Linked DNA regions of Homo sapiens: region 2 is linked to region 1. Evidence: chromatin contacts called from ENCODE Hi-C or POLR2A ChIA-PET data. All regions are on one chromosome and are shown on one strand. The core of a region is the stretch at or near the end of the contact, and the rest is flanking DNA. Distances in the headings are between cores, read along the strand shown. Region 1 has its middle 87 kb from the start of LNC-LBCS. Region 2 holds the start of ID4 (inhibitor of DNA binding 4).

Region 1 (7,382 bases), core at 4,316-6,815:
TTTTGTTATCCAAATTACTTTGCTCAAACAACGGTCACCCCATTTGGCTTTAACTCCTATGGCGTGAGACCAACCCAGCCTAATGCTTTCTTGGTGACTAGCTCTAGTTCAAGGGGCAGCATGTCCCCTAGGACATAGGAAGTCTCGGATCTACTGGAAAGACATCATCACATACTTTACTAGGAATAAGAGAAATGATGACTAGAGGCTTCAATGTCAAGTTTATTTTCTCAGGAATGGGGGTGTAGTACAGGATAGCTAGGTTTTCCAAAGCAAGTTCACAAGCCTTATAGCTTCAGTCTTATGAACAATCTATCTTTTGACATTTTTTTTTTCTCAAAGGTGTTCTGGAAAGCAGAGAATGTGGGAACATAATAAACATGAGTCATATGGAGGTGGAGGACCCCCCACTAGGGGCCTGGCATTTGGAGATAAATAGACTGTGAGAAGGTTACTGAAATTGCATTTGACTGGCCAAGTTCTCTTTCAGTGGAGTAGCAATGTGAAATAAAACGCAATACAATGGCTCCGAAGGATTGTTTGTAAGGATAAATAGGACAGGAGACAGACTCTCATGTGCTATGTTTTTCCCATTTCAGATTAATTTAAAAACCACTTATCTAATAAAAAATTTACTGTTAATTGATACAAGTTAAGTACTACTACTGTTAGTACTATTAAGTACTATTAGTACAGAAGAGATTTATTTCATCTCGTGCTGTTTGGAAATTTGACATCATTCCTGGCTTTCACCTCACCCCGCCCCCCCATTATAATCCATTGGAAATGGGACAGCGACAAGAGCTATTTAATGTGTCACAACACAGAGTGAGGGGAAGAAGTGCTGGAAGTGGAGGCTTTTCAAAGAGTGGAGGAAATAGTGAAGCATGATGATTACAGAATATGTTTTTTTTTCCTTCTTTCTCCCTCCTTTTTTGTATGAGCTTTGTTTTTGTTTTTGTTTTTGTTTTCTTATTTTATGGCTAAAGTGTTATTCCTAAAGGGTGTGTTCTTTCAGGTTTATGGCCCTGACTAATGGAATTGCTCTAAATAACATTTTGATCTTGTAAGGTCACCCAGAGTGCTATACCTTTCCTTTAATGAGTCAGGTCTGGACCAGGCATTTCCCAGAATTGAGATGGTAATGAAGTCATTAGTTTCTTCCTACTTGAAGCCCTGGCTAGAAAGCAGAATTCTATGGGCAAAGTCTGAGTGGGCTTTTTTCATAAATCTCACACCCAGCTGAGCTGTAACACCTGTTACATTTTCCCAGGAGCTTGAGCCATAAGACCATTTCCAATCTATTTGCTCTTCTTCTTCCACAGGACACTGACAAAGGCAGGGGTCCCTGTTTTCTAAGGCACTGCTAATTGAAAATCTCTGGCTGGTGCAAATGTGAGCTCAAACCCACAAGAGTTCCAAATAAGGCCCCAATGATTATTTCCTCCTCTTTTTAAAAATAGCCTTTATAATGCAGGTTATACAAGATTAATTTGTTCGAGGGAAAAATAGTCATTGAACCCTTGCCCCCAATAAACTTTTGCTTTCCATGCACAGTTTTTTAAAAAAGAAAGAAAGGAGAGGGGAAAATAATAAAACCCAGAGATCAGCTAACCCTACAAGCCCTGTGTTTGTGGGAATTGAAGGATGGGGGTAGCATTAAAGTGTGTTTGCTTTTGCTGTGGGCTTTTAAAATCTTTCCTATTTATTAATTTTGAACACAAGAATTGGGAACAAAATTGAGTCAGATGATTGTGCAGATGTAAAGTGATTACAATGGCAATGGAAAGTTTAAAAGAAAATTGTATTTTCATAACCTGAGTAATTAAAAGAAGAGGCAATTTCCCTATAGAATCCTTGAAAGGAAAAAAAAAACACGCATCCATCAATAGAAAAGATGGGCAACTCCAGCCCTAATAGCAGTGGGGGGGGGGAACCCTGAAAAACAAGGACAGGATTATGTGTCAGATGACATTTAATATAAACACATTCACGATTACATATTGCTCTGGGAGTCCGAACACCCTAAGGGTGTGAGTCTTGAAGTCAAAACTTTTGAGACCCACAAGTCATAACACAGCCAGTTATCAACTGTTCCCTGTAGTCCCACCAACTGCATTTTTCACCGAAATCCCCTAAAGAAACAAACTGCCTTTGAATTCTGTACTGTGCTTCATTGGTTATTTTTTTGTTTCTTTGTTTGTCGCTTTGGGGATTTGTTGTTGTTGTTTTTAAGTATATTGCTTGTATTATTGTCATTGTTTGAGCTAGGTACTTTTGTATATCTCATTCTTAAGATACATTCTCTTTAACTATTTTCCTGCTTGTCTAATAATTGAGAAGACAGTCTCAGCTTTTTACTATGAGGAGGGAGTATTGATCAGTAGGAAGAGGCTATCATTTCATTGCAAGAGAAAAAAGTAAATTTTTAAGTAATTGTTTAATAAGCTCTATTCCCAGAGCAAAAAATTGTTTTCATTTTATTTTGTTTTGTTTATTTATTTATTTATTTATTTTTGAGACAGAATTTCGCTCTGTAGCCCAGGCTGGAGTGCAGTGGCACAATCTCTACTCACTGCAACCTCCGCCTCCCAGGTTCCAGCAGTTCTCCTGCCTTAGCCTCCCAAGTAGCTTGGATTACAAGCACCTCCCACCACACCCGGCTAATTTTTGTATTGTTAGTAGCGAGAGATGGGGTTTCACCATGTTGGCCAGGCTGGTCTCAACCACCTGACCTCAAGCCTCCTAAAGTTCTGGGGTAACAGGTGTGAGCCACGGTGCTGGTTCAAATAGTTTTAATTCTACTGTGACATCTATATATAGGTCTAAATCCAATCGTGAAAAGAGCTGAGGTGACCAGAACCTTCAATACTTACTGAAATAGTTCCTAAACCATATACGAGTCCCTAAAAAATAAATTTGGATGCGTATTTATTGAAAAGGAAAGAGGTTCACAATCCATCACTGAGGAAAAAGCTTTTAAATGGACCCACTTGAAAGTTGTCATCGTTTGGCGGGTCGAAAATGTTCAAATATTTGCAATTTCCTATTTTAACTTAAATATTATGCAAGACAATATGAATATTATGATCTGATTTTGTTGTTTTTTAATATATACTCTGAAAATTTAGCAGCAGTTATCCTTGGGATGGGATTATGGGTCACTTTTAATTCGTTTCCTCTTTTGGCTTACCTATATTTTTTACTTCTTCAGGAATAAATCCCTGGGTTTACCCTCAAGCTCCAGTCTGAAGCTAGCCAAAATATTTGAGAAAATATTAGTCATTTCCTTGTGGCTGCTGTCAATCTTCATCCCCATTCTCAGCCTACTTGTACTCTTCAGGGTTGTTGAGTTTTTTCCCTATCTGTATTTCAGCAATTCTAACTATTAATACATAACCCATAGGGTTTGACACTACAACGAGTCAAACAATCTGATAACTTAAAAATCACATTGGGGCCGGGCGCGGTGGCTCACGCCTGTAATCCCAGCACTTTGGGAGGCCGAGGCGGGTGGATCACGAGGTCAGGAGATCGAGACCATCCTGGCTAACACGGTGAAACCCCGTCTCTAATAAAAAAATACAAAAAATTGGCCAGGTGTGGTGGCGGGCGCCTGTAGTCCCAGCTACTTGGGAGGCTGAGGCAGGAGAATGGCGTGAACCCGGGAGGCGGAGCTTGCAGTGAGCCGAGATCGCACCACTGCACTCCAGCCTGGGCGACAGAGCAAGACTCTGTCTCAAAAAATAAAGAAAAAAAAGAAAAAGAAATCACATTGGATTAGGAAACAAATCTACAATTGACCTGGATTTCTTTTTTTCTACCTAAACCCACTATAAATATAATATGTCACAATTCTGTCCAAAGAATTTTACGTTCCTGTCCACTGCACTGAAAATTAGAGATAGGCTCTCACAGAGGAAAAGCGATGCAAAACAAAGACTCTCAACAGCCTGAATGGAAATTTCTAGAAAAAATATGGTTCAGGTGGTAACTTCTTATCCGTTAAGAAGGACCAGTAACACTGATTCTGTCAGACATATCTTCTCTCATTTCCAGAAGTTTGGATTATTTCTAGATTTTTCTATCTCTTTCTCATCACCTACTCCTTTAGTTCCCTGCTTATCAAATGAGTGCTTTTCTGGCTTTACATTGATCATCGCCAATTTTTACTTTTCTTCTTTCTTGTTTTATTTGGCCATTGTTGTCCAAGAGAGCTAAACTTTGCCATCCTGTTTTGCCAATAGATTCTATCATTTATTTCAATATTTCCTGTCAGATATTAGTACCTGACTTGATGGATTTTCTATTTTGTATGTGTTAGTAATGAATATTAGTGTTTATAATCTTCTTTAAAGCTCAGAATTTATTTTAAAGGGAACTATTAAATCTTTAGGTTGGTGATACTGATCTATGTTTTAATGATGGAAAGCTGGGGAAAAATAATTTTAAATTAAACCTCACACCATTAACAGAGGCAGCATGAAGTGTTAGAAATTAAATTGCTTGTAAGTGGAGGTTATAACCCAGGTTCTGTAACAAACTCTGGGTGACTTTGAGCATGTGTCACTTAACCTCTTTGGGCCTTAAGTATCATCATCTGTATGTTAAAAGATTTTCAAGAGACAGAACATAGGTCTCTCTATTTCTGCTTTTGTTTGGCTCTCAATCCATTAATCCATAAATCCTCTTTGAGCTCCTGTGTGACTCTGATGCAACATTGATTGTCTACAATGACCAATAGCCAAGATCCACCCGGCCTGTGATTCCCACAGCTGTGAGACTCAGCTCTGAATCTTGAGTTGCCAAGGCACAGAGATTCTCTTATTATTTCTTTACTATTTCCTAATGGCTCTTTTGGTTTTCAAGGCACAGAAAGAATTCTCCTGACAGATGCTTCCACTGGGTGCAAGTAGCCCTGCTGCATAAACTTCTCCTATGCAACAGCTGATGGAGTTGAGTTTCACTGTGTCCATAGATGTCCAACACCATATTTAGGAATTTCCCAGACTCTCATTCTTCCCCAAATTCCCACCCAAACTGCACCCCTGTGGAACAGAAGTGAAAATTGACTAAGAATGTTATTCAGAATCAAATGGGAAAGTTTCCACAGCTCCAGGTAATAAAAGTAAAAAGACAGGGTGATCTTTGAATTCCTCTGGAGAAAAATTAAAATGTTCTTTATTAGTTGCTATAGTGTCCAAGGAAAGCCTCCTCTCACCCTTTTTTTTTTTTAAATAAGGGCTTCTCCTTCCTACACAGTTCTTTTAATACAAGTGAAAAATTCCAAATTCCTCATTTGTTTAGCTTGAAAATCCCCTGCACATTCCCACAAACTACTTCCTTTTCTCTCTTTTTAGCAAGACTCCCCTCTCTTTAATGAAGAGAAGTTCAGAGGGTTTTTCCCATGAATAGATGGCAGGCACCTGGGAGTTATGAATTTTAAAGTGATCATTTTCTTTCAGCCATGCTGGACAATGGGCATCTCCTTTTGACTCACTTTCACAGCTTTGAGAGGCTCTCAGATCAGCCACATTCCAATCGGACTGGAGTCAGATCAGAGCTGTGCTGGACCGCATCAAGGTCTCGCACAGAAAGACAAGGAGCAGATGGCCGGCACCGAGCCCTCCTCCCCCTTTCAGCGTGCAAAGGCAGGCAATGTGGGAAAGCGTTCGCCCGGCATTGCCTATTGATCCCTGAATAGAACCACCGCATGCCACCAGCCTGTAGGTATGAACCTCTGTTAACAGATGGTGAGATCATTATGAGCAATTAATTCCTTTAATGTATCAGTGGGAACATGTTGGAAAAGATGATGCAAGCACTGAGTGAATAGTGAACTTCTCACTCCTGGGGGAGCACGCAGGATCTACCTTGGGGGGTGCTGGGAATATCTTCCCAGGCTGCATCTATATCCCAGGCTGGAGACAGGAGCTGGGAACTGACTCCACAGAACAGAGGTGTGGTTTTCATTAACTAATTGTGAATCCTTGCCTTTCTTCATGATTAATGCCAGATTTGTCTCTAGGTCATTTTTATGTATACATAAGAATCATCCAAAACACAGAAACAAACAAAAACAATGTTGGTCAGTAAGTCCAAGATGCATGGGGAATTGTTTCACAGAAATCAGCAAAGTATCAGGTCATGGGTCACATTTGCTAAACACAAATATGGTTGTGACAGTTCTAAATTGAAAATAAATGTTGCTTTTGACAAAGATAAAAGAATGATAAAAATATGCACAGCCCAGCATTGGAGTAAGGAAGACAATGTTTGGACGTGTTATAAATTAGTACTTTTAAAAGAGGATTTAAAAAAAAAATGAACCCACATATATAATGAATTGGAGCAAATGACACATGTAGCAAATTATTTCCCCCAGCATAAGCTGGAATAATTTTTAGATCTCAGTAACAATATGAGAATGACTATCAGTGGCCAACTGAAAAAACCTGGTACCCTGTTATTCAGAAATGGCTCTGAGTACTAATCAGTGCAATAACAATGGCGTTTTTACATGTTTCCCGACTTTTTTTTTTTTAATATTTCATAGTGGAGGTGTTTTTCTTTCACAGGAAAAAGAAAAATCTTCTAACACAGTATGGATCATTGGGCAGAAGACAGAAAATACAGAAACAGGAAATACAGGCAACTATTCACTTAATTCATATTTAAATGACACTTTCTGCTTGTAATTAAGACACTCAAGTAGTGTCTCTGTTCATGAAATTTACATAACTGTACAATAGCTTGCCTAAATGAACAGCAAATGGCAGTTAACTTTGAAGTGTATTATCTTAATTGAATAAATCTGGCTTTAATTCAATAAATTAAAAACATAGAAAAAATATCGCAAAGACTTTTAAAAACAGACTTGCCACCCCCCATAAATACAGCATGGTACTGTTTATAGCTGTGTTGGAATGCTCGGACATTTTCCAGTATGATTTTAGAACTCTAAAAGCATTCCGGTACACACTCACTGTTTTTCCATCATTGTTTCCAAAGCAAATCAATGTCACTTTCTGGAAATCATTGATAAGAATATCTGAACACGAAATCAAAACACATAAGCTTGCTTATATGAGATGGTTCCTCATCTGGGCTTCCAATTTCTCCATCTCCATGGGAAATCTGGTCTTTCTCTTTTTCAATTCTGTATCACTGAGTGTCCTATGACATAGAGAAAAGACTAAATAGAGGAAAATCGTTTTCTTGCATAGGAAATACACGTTCCCATCACTTTTCCATTTAAATCAGATTTACATGGATCATAAATCCCTTCAGCATAGGAGAACTGACAGAAGATGCTAAATTCTCCCCTCCCAAAGTTTGTTGCTTTAATCAGCACCATCGTGTTTCAGTGATTATATAGTTAA
Region 2 (7,729 bases), core at 5,211-7,710, 120 kb after region 1:
TTTACCTATTACAAGCCCCCTTTCAACAATGGTATAGCCATCAGTGGACATTCAGTATCTAGTATTCACTAGATTCTGGTGTATTACCCCCTATCATTCATTTACTGCCTTTCTCCTGGGGCTTTCAAAAGCAGTTAATCTTCATTCCATCCCTGTGAACCTCTTGCTAGATGGAGAAGCTGTGCTTGCACGGATTGAACCACAGAATTTTAAAGGCAAAAATATGTTACCCATTGGGAATCTTTGCTCCTTGCTCTGGAAATAGCAGTGGGATATATCTAATCTTGAGAGCCTCTTTTCTTTTCTTGCTAAGAAAAAAGTGGAGAGGAAAAGAAAACAGTAGACCATCTTCAATATGGAATAATGAGGCTTCTTATCTTCCCCACCCAGTGGGTGTTTGTACCAAGGCAGCAGAGGCTGCAACAGGAGTGAAGCAGAGAAGCAAGAGTACAGAACATGGCTTTAGTTTTTGCAAAAGGGAGAAACATTTCAAATAATTAGATAGGGTCCTCCTTGAAGCCTTAAATCCATGTCATGCCATACAAACCAAGAAAGAGTGAATGTGTTTTTTAGTGTAGTCCATTTCCAACAAGTGATGAAATATGTTAATGAGTAACCACAATAGCTGAAATATTAAATTAGTCTCATGACTGCTTTGGAGGGTATTTCACTACCGTTCAGTTCATGCTGTGATACCTAGCTGACAACAATATGATACAGAGTTAGTAAGATAATAAACACATTCATCATTCTCAGGCTCCATTGTGGCCCTTGGATAGAAGGTTTCATTTCTCTTGGGTAAATACCTAGGAGAAGAACAGATGGGCCATATGGTATCTATATGTTTAACTTTAAGAAACTGTCAAATTGTTTTCCAAAGTAATTTTCCTCATTTTACATTCCCACCAGCAGTGTACGATAGTTCCAGTTGCTCCATATACCAGCACTCAGTATGTTCCGTCTTTAATTTTGGCAGTTCTGGCAGGTGTGTAATGGTGTATCATTATAGTTTGGATTTGTATGTCCCAAATGACTAATGATGTTTAGTATCTTCCATGTGCTCATTTGCCATTTTTATTTCTTCCTCTTTTTTTTTTTTTTTTTTTTTTGAGACAGGGTCTCACTCTACTGTTCAGGCTGGAGTGCAGCGGTGCGATCTCAGTTCACTGCAGCCTCAACTACCCACCCAGGATCAAGCGATTCTCCCACCTCAGCACCACCACCACCACCTCACCCACCCCGCCCCCCCAGTAGCTGGGACTACAGGCGTGCACCACCATGCTCAGCTAATTTTTTGTATTTTTTGTAGAGACAGGGTTGCACCATGTTCCCCAGTCTGGTCTCGAACTTCTAGGCTCAAGCAATTCGCCTTGCCTCAGCCTTCCAGAATGCTGGGATTATAGGGGTGAGCCATGGCACCTGGCCTATTTCTTCTTTATTGGATTGTATGTTCTTTTGCCTACTTTTTAATTAAGTTGTTTATTTTCTTATTATTGTGTTGAAAGCTCTTTATATACAGTATTCTGAGTACAGGTTCTTTATATGTTTGGATACAAGTCCTTTTTGAAGAAATTCACAAACTGATTCTAAAATTCATATGGAAATGCAATATCCCCAGAATAGCCAAAACAGCTTTGAAAAAGAACAGAGCTGGAGGATCAATGCCTCAACACTATCTGATTTCAAGCCTTATTATAAAGCTATAGTAATCAAGAAAATGTGGTAGCAGCCAGAAACAGAGTGACACATACACACCATACACAATTAATTTTTAACAAAGGTGCAAAGGCAATTCTTTGGAAAACAGGTAGACTTTTCGACAGAGTGCTGAAACAATTGGATCTACAAATGCAAAATATTAATTTCAACCCATATCTTGCACCACATACAAAAATAACCTCAAAATGGATCATAGACCTACACATAAAACAGAAAACAAAGACTGGAGACATAATTTGTGGGTCCTAATGCAAAATGAAAATGCAGGTTCCCTTGTTCAAAAATTACTAAGAATTTCAAGAAGGCAAGAGCACTAACCCAAGCATACAGCTCTTCTGAGTGCAGGACCCTGTGTGACTGCATAAGCTACACACCATGCAAGCAACCCTACCTAAGAAATATAAAAATTCTAGAAGAAAACCTATGAGAAAACCTTTGTTACCTGAGCTATGAAAGATTTCTTAGATAGATCCAATATCAAAAATATGAGCCATAAAGGAACAAACTGATAAACTAGACACCAACAAAATTTAGGGTGGGCATGGTGGCTCACACCTGTAATCCCAGCACTTTGGGAGGCCAAGGTGGGCAGATCACCTGAGGTCAGGAGTTCAAGACCAGACTGAACAACATGGTGAAACACCATATCTACTAAAAATACATAACTAGCCAGGTGTGGTGGTGGGCGCCTGTAATCCCAGCTACTTGGGAGGCTGAGGCAGGAGAATTGCTTGAACCTGGAAGGCGGAGGTTGCAGTGAGACAAGATCATGCTATTGCACTCCAGCCTGGGCAACAAGAGTGAAATTCTGTCTCAAAAAAAAAAAAAATCAAAACTTCTGCTCTAAAAGAAGATTGTGAAGTAAATGAAAAGTCAGTCCACAGACTGAGAGATATTTGCCAAAAATGGTAATACATTGTAACATGGTTTGCCCACTTATGTGCCAACCACTGTTCTAAGAACTTTACTGAATTTCTTTTACAGAGACCATATATATAATATGTGTATCTCATAAACACCTTATGAAGTAAATGCAATTTTAATCATTCCAAATATGAAAGGTATAGGAATTTAAGAACCCAGCTGAATGATATAAAACTAATAAGCAAAGAGGCCAAAATTGGGGCTTAGGCTGTCTCACTTCAGAGTCCATGCTGTTTATATCTCCTAAGGTAAAAACAAATTCCACTTATTTCTCCCCATTTTTCTGTCTTTTAATCTAAGGGGGGCTTTCAAAAAGTCACTTCTTATTTAAACCAACTACCTTTAAAACTCCCCAAACAAGGCATTTTTGACAGCCACATCTGCCCAGCCATGTTCAACGTACAACGTCCTCTTCCTACAAGCCTTTTCCAGGACCTAGCAAACTAAGGGGTTATCAGCATTTCCGGGACTAGTATCAGCAATCCAAGGGTAGCACAAGTAATTTTGTAACACTTAGTGCCTGATAAAGCAGCCTTGAGCTTGAATTGCCACATTGCCCAACTTACTCTTTGGGAGCAAGGGACAGTCCTGCTGCAGAGTACATAGTGGTTTCTTATGCCCTCAAAGAATGCATGTGCCTCTTTCTGTGACGACAAATCTACAGAGTGACCAAGGCATTGGAACATTCACGTTTATCTGTGTATGAGTACACTCACTGTTTCCCTGGAGGCTATGGAGAAACAAGTATCAAGTCCTAAAAAGGCACTGGGAATGAAGAGCACAATATGCTTCCATACCCTTGCTTCATGTAAACACAGGGTGACTATGACTTCTAAAGGCCTGGGTGTTGCAGTTCAGTGAGGGCCTGATTTAGTAGCTAGAATACATCTCAGGGAGGACAGCAGACCTCTTTGTCTGGAGGAAGGGTGTATCCATGACTCTGGTCATCACGGCTTTCTAGCAATTCTCCTATGAATGTTTCATTCTAGGTTCCTACTGAGGTATATTTTGGGAGTCTCGAGCATTTCCATGACAAAAGGATTTGGGTTAGCCCATTTTACTTTTACAAGTGCAAGTGAAACACTTTGATGTAAAAGAGTCACCAACAGACTAAGTTACCTTCTCTGCACAGTAGAAATAACATAGCTTGTAAGGTTTATCCAAAATCTGAGTGATAATTGGGTAAACTGTTTTGAATTATCAGTGCCAGGAATCTTCCATGATTGCAGCTTTGATGTCATGTAAGTGTCTATGTCTAAGAATACAAAAACATACATTGCATAGCCCCTAGTACTCTCTGGTTTCATGGACCAAAACGTGCAGGATTGTATTCCTTATTCCCATAGTATATGGTAGCACTTTAATTTTTTAATGTCTTCATGCCTTCCAACCTTCAAAACAAGGAGCACAGTAACTGCCTCTGCCTACTCTGCTAGCAGGATTTACGGATCACATCTTTCCTGGGTATTCTTGATCTTGTGGCTGAGGTACATTCCTTTGAAACCACCTCTTCCACCCCACCCCACACAGAGTAACTCAGTCTTTCTAACTTTAAGCCAGTCACACAGAGCATCTCCAACAAAACCTGAAACTTAGGCATTTGGCGCTTGTCACACCCAAGGCATGGCTTTCTGAGATTTAGCAAATTCCAAAAAGGTCGATATGATTCTTCCTTTGTGTTACGTATTCAAAACTTAAATTTTAATTTTAATCGTTAGGATATGTAAAATGTTTAAATGTAAGTGTGTCCTGGGCATATTAGCATAGTTTTATTTTGCCAAACAGAGGAAAGTCTTGGGTTTTGAATTTGGAAGCAAATTTTAAACTCTAGGAAAGAGAAAGATCAATGGAACAAAACATCTGTACATATATCCATTTATTATTATCGTCTGTGCTCATATGACTGGCTCCAAGATAATAGCTTACAACCAGTAGTGCTGGCTTCACCGACTTCCCATTTAAAATTACAACATTTTCTCTGTATTTGCATTAATTTAATGATGTATATGACTATGCCTGTCTTTAGAAGAAAGCCCTTCTGAGTTTCATAATTCTGATTTTCTCGATTAATGTGTATGTAGACCATCTACGTATGCACATAAATAAATGAGAATGGCACTTGTTTCCAAACAATTATTAGAAGCAGTAACATACAAGGATTAGGGGAGAGGAGGGTTATTGCATCTACCTGTGAAACCAGAATTAAATAGTTGCTCCTCATTTCATCAGGAGAAAGGAATGTGCTCTGGGGAATAGTGCGATAGTCATAAAGCACTGACATAGCTAAACAAAATATCTGCCTGGTGCAGGTATTTCAGTTCTGGGAATGGATGTAGAAAAAGTCCATATAGGGGTAGACAGGAAGAAATGAGGTCCATGTCTCTTTCTTTCAATTATCTATGAAAATGAAGACACCAATCCATGTCATGTACACGAATGAAGAAAATTCTTGGGTTAATTCATCTCCAAGCGTGTCTAAAGGTGGGAGGGTTTGTAGAGTGAAGGCACTCAAAATTCATTTCCCCATTGTCTGAGAATTTTTATGCACCTTTCTCATCTGAAGGGCTCAATTTTTTCTTGAAGGGTACACACAATGCTCCACCAAAGCTCATTGTGCAATTTTATTTTGAACCCTTGAAGGACAGCTTTTCTCTAAGAAATCTAACACAAAAACGCCCTTAATTAACAGGCTTTTTTTTGCAGGGTGGGGCCCAAGCGGGATCCCAGAGACTGGAAGTGTGAATTTTAATGCTTTGCTGTCAAAGGAGGCGACTCTGGACATTCTCATCACCTTATTTAAAGCGGGGTACGCTGACTAATACGTGAAGCTGTGCATTAATGGCCTAAATTAAGTTACAGGTATGAATTTTACATAAAACAGATTAATATTATATGTCATAATGGAATTTTAAATATTCCGTGTCCATGCATTTTTAATCTTTACGTGCTCTAATTGAATGCGCAAGGCAACTGCATTTCTTGAGCCCACTTTTGCATTTAGATGGGGTAAAAGAACCCCCCCCACGTTTTTGTTTTATTTATATTCCCTTCACCAAAAACCTGCATTCGATTCGGCATTCTTTTCCTTCTTTTTTTTTCTACTTTTGCTAAGCTTTAGCATTTTTTAAAAAGAAAACGGAAAGGCTACACATTCCATTCCATCATTATGGTTTCGGCAAATGTGAAAAGGCGAATAATGAAACGGAGGAGGGAAATATAGAACAGAATGAACGTGCCTTCTTGAACAGCGCGTCTTTCTTAAGGCACTGGAATCCCACGGATGGAGTGATGGGTGGCGGAGGGTCCCTGGGCGCCGTGCTATTAGGAGTGGCAGGGTATCCGCGAGCAGGGCCCAGGCGCTCCCTCAGCAGCCTAGTCGGGATAAGGGGGGCGGTGGAGAGTGAATTCCGGCCGCACATTCCCGCAGTTCTTCGCAGGAACTTCGCTCTCTCTTTTCCCCTCCCTTGGGCACACATCAGCCTGGCCCGACTCCCACTCAGCTCTCTTTTCTCAGAACCCCGACCCACAGCGTTGACGGAATGGAGTGCCCTTCCCATTGGCCCGAGCGTCATTCCCCGAGGTGGCACTGCCCGCCTGATTGGCTGGCCACTCCAGACCCCCCGCCCACTCCTCCACTCGGGTAGCCGGACTCCCCGCCCCCCAGCACCGCCCGGAGCCCCCGCCCTCGCCTCTCCCTCCGCGCCCCCGCCCGCGCGCCCAGCGGGCTCCGCTCGGCTCGCGCTGCGACCCGGCCCGCGCGCTGGTCCCGCCCCCGGGGCGCACGGCTCTATAAATACAGCTGCGCGGCGGGCCGGGCGAGAGCGTAGTGGAGGAGGCGCGGTTGTGAGTAGTACCGGGAGTGGGGTGATCCCGGGCTAGGGGAGCGCGGCGGCCGCGATCGGGCTTAGTCGGAGCTCCGAAGGGAGTGACTAGGACACCCGGGTGGGCTACTTTTCTTCCGGTGCTTTTGCTTTTTTTTTCCTTTGGGCTCGGGCTGAGTGTCGCCCACTGAGCAAAGATTCCCTCGTAAAACCCAGAGCGACCCTCCCGTCAATTGTTGGGCTCGGGAGTGTCGCGGTGCCCCGAGCGCGCCGGGCGCGGAGGCAAAGGGAGCGGAGCCGGCCGCGGACGGGGCCCGGAGCTTGCCTGCCTCCCTCGCTCGCCCCAGCGGGTTCGCTCGCGTAGAGCGCAGGGCGCGCGCGATGAAGGCGGTGAGCCCGGTGCGCCCCTCGGGCCGCAAGGCGCCGTCGGGCTGCGGCGGCGGGGAGCTGGCGCTGCGCTGCCTGGCCGAGCACGGCCACAGCCTGGGTGGCTCCGCAGCCGCGGCGGCGGCGGCGGCGGCAGCGCGCTGTAAGGCGGCCGAGGCGGCGGCCGACGAGCCGGCGCTGTGCCTGCAGTGCGATATGAACGACTGCTATAGCCGCCTGCGGAGGCTGGTGCCCACCATCCCGCCCAACAAGAAAGTCAGCAAAGTGGAGATCCTGCAGCACGTTATCGACTACATCCTGGACCTGCAGCTGGCGCTGGAGACGCACCCGGCCCTGCTGAGGCAGCCACCACCGCCCGCGCCGCCACACCACCCGGCCGGGACCTGTCCAGCCGCGCCGCCGCGGACCCCGCTCACTGCGCTCAACACCGACCCGGTGAGAGGCCGGGCGCCGGCCGTGGGCGGACGCCGCGGGGGATGGGAGGTTGGTGGCGTGGTGGCGGGACGCGGGCGCTCACCGTCCTCCGGGCAGGGGCGGGCCAGGAATGACAGCCCCCTCCCCCTGCTCCTCCGGGCTCCCCCGGGCCGCCAGCAGCCGGCCGGGCTCGGCGAGCGCGGGTCCGGGAGAACGCGCAGGGCGGGACTCGGGGCTGTGGGCGCCCTGGGCTGTCAAGTCCCGCCTGAGCCCGGAGGGGCCCCCCCGGCTACAGGCTGGGGTGGGGGCGTCGGCGCGCCAGCCTGATTTCCGAGGACAATCCAGGACCGTGTCGAGCGCGTTGTTTGCGCCTGCTAACCTTTCCCTTGGTGTTCGGTTGCTGTTCCAGGCCGGCGCGGTGAACAAGCAGGGCGACAGCATTCTGTGCCGCTGAGCCGCGCTGT

Evidence for each region. A loop is a pair of places that touch in the nucleus more often than their neighbours do. ChIA-PET counts read pairs that join two places held with the same protein, here RNA polymerase II (POLR2A). Pooled maps may share reads with other maps.
Region 2: a map of ascending aorta shows a loop between it and region 1 (2.4-fold over the local background). The contact joins the promoter of ID4 here to the enhancer-like site in region 1. A Hi-C loop is called at or near these places in 3 of 168 maps with a recorded cell type or tissue (IMR-90, aorta and ascending aorta) and 4 of 50 pooled maps. POLR2A ChIA-PET finds 5 or more read pairs at or near these places in 9 of 52 experiments (AG04449, AG04450, BJ and 4 more).

The regions. Positions count from the first base shown.
Region 1 is chr6:19,714,191-19,721,572 of GRCh38, forward strand. No RefSeq gene overlaps it. Among named protein-coding and RNA genes, the nearest start is that of LNC-LBCS, 87 kb to the right of the region's middle. RefSeq lists enhancers at 917-1,442, 4,801-7,382, 4,929-6,128. Within about 2 kb of position 5,566, at least 2 of the 41 ENCODE cell types and tissues checked have a DNase peak (open chromatin) inside an H3K27ac peak, as active enhancers do; they include ascending aorta, where a contact is called at or near this core.
Region 2 is chr6:19,830,910-19,838,638 of GRCh38, forward strand. ID4 (inhibitor of DNA binding 4) reads left to right here and starts at 6,461. Exons shown (of 3, transcript NM_001546.4): 1 at 6,461-7,286; 2 at 7,675-7,729. The coding sequence starts at 6,846. The coding sequence ends at 7,719.